Linked DNA regions of Mus musculus: region 2 is linked to region 1. A link is a loop called in an ENCODE intact Hi-C map of the cell type or tissue named here. Cell type or tissue: left cerebral cortex. All regions are shown on one strand.

Region 1 (2,500 bases):
ATCCTGCCCTGTCTCCCCTTGAGATGTGAACATACTGGACGGGACACAGGAGGGAAAGGGGAAAAAAAAAGTTCCTGGTTAATGATTTAAAAGAGAGGAATTTATTTTGTCCCAACTTTCCTTCAACTAGTCCACTTTTGTTCTCATGTAGCGATAATTGACAGCCCCTGTTTTGTATGAAATTATGGAAATCACAAACTAGAAGAATAGGAAGTCATTATTTCAGAACTGAAAAGAGGTAGGTGTCTTTACTTCCTCCTAAAATTTCCCATTACTGGAAAGGAGCCAGGAAGTTGAAACGTTGCAAGACAGACCATGATTGTGGGCTGCAGCCCTCCTCCCTATTCCTCCAAAATAAAAAAACAAAAACAAAACAAAACAAAAACCTTTTAGTCACAGTCCTTAAGACCAAGGCGAGAGAAAACCTCTCCTCAACTCCCTAAAACGTGGCTTCTGAGTGCATGGGCCCTAGGCTAAAGCAAGACCAAGCTGTAAGATGCTGTCTGTTAGCTAGTATTGTCCCTCTAGGCTTTACTTTGGCTCACGTGGAGCCGGCTGTCCATAACAACCCCGGACCACGGACCACGAGGGACCACAAGGGAGATCTCTGAGGATCTGCAGAGATGACCTAACCGAAAGAGGGAGATGTACAGTGGATAGGAAACAAGCCTGGGGCAGACAGAGGACTCAAAGCTCTGCACTATAGGTACCCACACTGGTGGAAAACGACTAGCATTGAGCATCCTGCTGCGCCTCCTGTCCTGCCTTTCCAAGCCCTGCCCTGGCCTGCCCTGCCCCGCGCTGCCCTGCGCGCGCGCGCCTCACTCACACGCACACGCCTTAGCACACGCACACACGTGCTCATGCACACTACTCCCAGCAGTGTCTCTGTCCAGGCTCTGGGGCGACGTCCGCCTTTAAGGGGCGACAGCCCTGTCCTTCATGGAGCAGCCCCGCAAGGGAGCAGAGAGGCACGGCGGGCTCTGGAGCGCGTGGGCCGCGACCGAAGAAGCACGAAGGGCAGGTGGCTGAAGGGGGTTTTCAGTGGAGGGCGTGCAGCGGCGGGAGGGGACAGCAAGGATCTGGGGGTGGGGGTGCATTCTTGGTTGCTCTTTCCCGCAGCTGCAGAGAACTTGCCTTGGGGGGGGGGGGCGGCACTAAGTGCCTAGTCGCACAGCCTGGGTTGGGGCTGTGAGTGAGCGAATGGGAGAACCTGGCTGGCACGCGGGCAGTTGAGGTACCCAACACGCTGGACACAAGCGCGAGCCCTCTCCGAGTCCGCCTGCAGAGGGCGCCCTCACGGAGGCGCCCTCGGGACTGGCCCGCCATCCCCAGAGCACTAGGGCTAGCTCCTTCCGGAGGGGTCGGGATGGTATGGTCACATTGGTCACCATCTAAGAGACCTCGCAAGTGCGCAATCCTTTTGCTTTGTTTACTTGTTTGTTTGCTTGTTTTCTATGCTCCGTAGCTAGAAGATGCCTGGATGCAGGATGCAGGGAGAGATAGTCTGCTGGCTAAGCGATTCTGCAGGTTCACATTTCCTCTAAGGGTTTGGGAATGGGGGGGGGGGGTTGTTCCTTTTCTCTCAAAAAGCCTCGAAAGACAAGAAAAGTTTTCTACCACTTGGAGGGACACAGAAAGATGAAATATGAACCTTGCTTCATAGGGATGGCCAGAAAGTATTAGAAATCTCGTGGACAAGCTGTACCCATGGCTTCGCTGCCTGTCACCAAACAGGACACAAGCTCTTTGATGAAGCTAAGTGACCTGAGTCTCCCTTAGAAACAGGCTGGGCTTTAGGCTGGAGGAGGAAATGCCCTGTAGACATCGTGCCCCCAATCACGAGGTTTTGGCCACCCTACAATCTTGATCATATGAAAAGGAAGGAACCACATTCCCAAAAGAACAAGTTCGGGACCTCACAAGGACATCAATCGAGGCTTAATTGGACCCTGGACTTCTGCAAGTACTAGTGAGCAGATCCGGAGCAAAGTGTCTTAGTAAAGCTGAGACCAGATTTTGTGATACACAAACCCGAGTAACTCTGTCCCCAACTCGCTGCAGAAGTTCAGCTGAGCTTGAGAAAGTGGCATCCCCCCCCCCCAACCCCACTTCTGGTGCATTCCCAAGCCAAGCCAAGGCCAGAGGTGTGCAGAAAACATTTTAGAGAAACCCCATCTTATAAATATGAGAATTTCATCAGGCAGCACAGATTACTCAAAGTGTTCCGTTTTTCTGCGATCCAATTTTATTAGGATTTATTCTCATTTGTGTTCGACTTCTCTGGGGAAATAATGCTTTGATTAATGTAATCCTGGCCCAGGATCCGCCTCACGCCCCTCGACCATCTCCCAAGAGAAAGGGCCTGTTTGACAAACAATAACAGGCGCAACTCTTGCAATCTGCCCACACCTTTGGGGATGGCTGGGAAGAGGGTGACACTCTTTCACACCCAACTAGCTAAAAGCAGTGTGGAAAGGAGGGAAAGAGAGAGGGCTCT
Region 2 (2,500 bases), 190 kb before region 1:
GGCAAAATAGGATGGGGGAGGATGCTTGACACCAATCACTGAAGGAAGTAATCAGAGTGCAGCCAATGCGGGTGCAAGCCTGCCTGCCACCTCAGTGATCATTGGCTGTGTCTACTTTATGAAGCACAGTCTATTAAGACCTTGGCTGGCCTGCCTACGGCTGCCCAGTGCTCCCTTCTCAATGCCTGCACTCAGACGACCAGAACTCGATCAACCATGTTATATCAATAGCATTCTCACACCAGGTTGTGTAAATTGATCTTTTACAATTTCTCTTGGTGACAGTCTCTGTAACCAACAAGATAAATCATTCCTCCCGTGGCTTTTTTATTGATTGCTGAGACCTGTATAAAAATTACTCGGCTCCAGCTGCACGGTGAACGTCATTGTGAAAGAGGACTTTTTATTTACAATCAAAATATGTTTGGGCCTAGATCAAGTGCAGATTTACTAGCTCGGGAATTTAACAGACTCCAAGAAAACCAAAAATTAGAACTCTTCTCCACCAAAACCCAGTCATGATGAACTTGAGCAGACATCTAATGAGTCTTAAATTGAGACAACGATATTTCTGAAACAGAGGGGCTTCGTGCATTTGATTTTAAGACAAACAGACAATAGGAAGCCATCTGATTAAAAGTGAGAGGTACACAAAAGCCCATAACTGAACTAAATCTTTGCCTGCATTTGAATCACTCACAACCTCTTGTTTCTAATAGATGAATGAAAGCACCATTGGATGAGCTCAGACAAGATCAGAAACGGGTCAATGGGCCACCCCAGGTATTTGGTGTATTTTGAAAAAAAAAAAAGGTATTTACATTATTTTGTGAGCTGAAAATTATCACCCATTCTTCCATAATAGTAATTCTAAGTACTTGGAAATTTTTTATGTAATCAAAGTAAATACAAATAACATCTTTCAATATTTCATACAAACAACATCTTGAAATAGAAAGAGTTTTCCTCCATTGCATATTTATGTTCAATTAAAGAAGCAAATGTGTGTTGTTTGGGGGAAAGTTTTAAGGTGAAATGTGTGTTTACATTATCTCTAATCTTTTTTAAACAAGTTTTCATTGGGGCACCTAATTTTAAATTATCGGCTGCTAAATGCTGTCGCTTCCCCCATTGGGGACCTACTTTTTTTTTTAATGCAAAAAGAAAGCTGTTACACATTTTTACATTCTCACATAAGAGGAGCTGCTGATATTTATAAAATAAGGAGAACTATCCCCACTTCACCCTTCGCAAAATTCACTTTCTATGCAACCCCTGTGGGCGGGTATTGCATTACAACTCAAATAGCGTTCCACAGCCTAAGAATCCTTTTGTATACATCTAAGAGCTGAGACAGAGATAGTTGCTTTTGTCCTTTCCCCTTGAGCCTGGGCTCCGTCTCTCTGAAGCTGTGCTCTTTATTTGAGTTTTAGAGAAGGCCCTTTCAATGGGACTGGCCTGGGTAGGTGGGGGTGAGACAGAAGGGCTGTCTGGCTCAGTGTCCTCACTGCCTTGACCCAGAGGAAGAAAACCGAGATGTGGAAGAGAGTGACTTTGGGACTCCCTCGCCTAGATGAGATCCACCTGGGAGTATGGTCAGGAGCACACTAGGGCCACACTGGGGCTACCAGTAGGACAGGCAGGAGACAGATCCCTGACTACAGAAGCAGGCTGGGAACTGACAGCTGCGCTCCCAGGAACGCCTTCTTTTAAAGGGTCATTTACAAGTGTCTTGCCTGGGACTGGCTCGCAGCTGCCTGCTCTTTCCAGCCTGTGGCCCCACAGATGCCCCCCAGCTCCCACAGGGCAGAGTTCAGTCTGTTTGCACCAGACAGTTGGTGCCTGTGCACAGCCGCACCTGCAGGCTTGCTCACTGTCTCTGATTCTCTGGAACTCCTCGTGGAGGTGAGAGTTTGTAGGTTCTATCCCTAATCTATTTCCAAGGAGTCCTTAGTCAACACTGTCAGCGGCAATGAGAACTTTGAATCTCCTGTTCAGCGTGGGAAGAAACGTTCGGGCGCCCCATTCCAGCCAGGCACATCGTCTCCATTTCTCCTCGCCCGCCTCTGCGACACGTCTGCTGCCACACATTGTCAGTGATTGTGGGAAAGGGCCGCCAGCCTTTCCGCAGCTCCAGGCCGCCCTAATGAGGGAACAATCGTCCCGGCAGAGAGCAGGCGACCGGGTCAGCGCGCCCAGCACAAAGCACGGACGCCTGCGCCCCGAGGTCCCCGCAGAAAAGGCGAGTCGCGGCCTGGGAGCCAGCAGCGTTTCTTCCAGATCACCTTGCTGGAACTTAGCTTAGCAGAAGTCAGGCGACAGGAACAATAGCCGGGTGCAAGGGTGATCCTGGAGGGAAGCCGAGCTTGGTTCCCGAGGTGCGCGGGATGAATAGAGCAGTGGGCCTGTGTCACAGAGCCCCCAAGGCCCTAGTTGGAGGGTCGGTTTTGCCTCCCCATCCAGTCCAGTCCTGCCTTGAAAAGAAGCAAGAAGCCCTGCC

The links. A loop is a pair of places that touch in the nucleus more often than their neighbours do. Peaks named below come from ENCODE experiments on the same cell type or tissue, not always from the same donor. Only the 100,000 strongest peaks of a DNase experiment are listed, where the experiment ranks them.
Region 2: it touches region 1 in a loop (2.9-fold over the local background); 4 of 42 quality-filtered maps call a loop at or near these places.

What each region holds. Positions count from the first base shown.
Region 1 is chr1:42,683,687-42,686,186 of GRCm38, forward strand. All of the region lies in intron 1 of Pantr1 (POU domain, class 3, transcription factor 3 adjacent noncoding transcript 1), which reads right to left. Gm46091 (predicted gene, 46091) reads left to right here and starts at 852. Exons shown (of 3, transcript NR_168293.1): 1 at 852-1,024. In left cerebral cortex, a CTCF peak has its summit at 1,287 (motif pointing right); DNase peaks (open chromatin) are centred at 855, 1,272 and 1,915; H3K4me3 peaks cover 2,043 bases; H3K27ac peaks cover 2,417 bases.
Region 2 is chr1:42,489,687-42,492,186 of GRCm38, forward strand. No RefSeq gene overlaps it. Among named protein-coding and RNA genes, the nearest start is that of Gm36678, 63 kb to the left of the region's middle. In left cerebral cortex, a CTCF peak has its summit at 1,286; DNase peaks (open chromatin) are centred at 1,354 and 1,994; H3K4me3 peaks cover 690 bases; H3K27ac peaks cover 409 bases.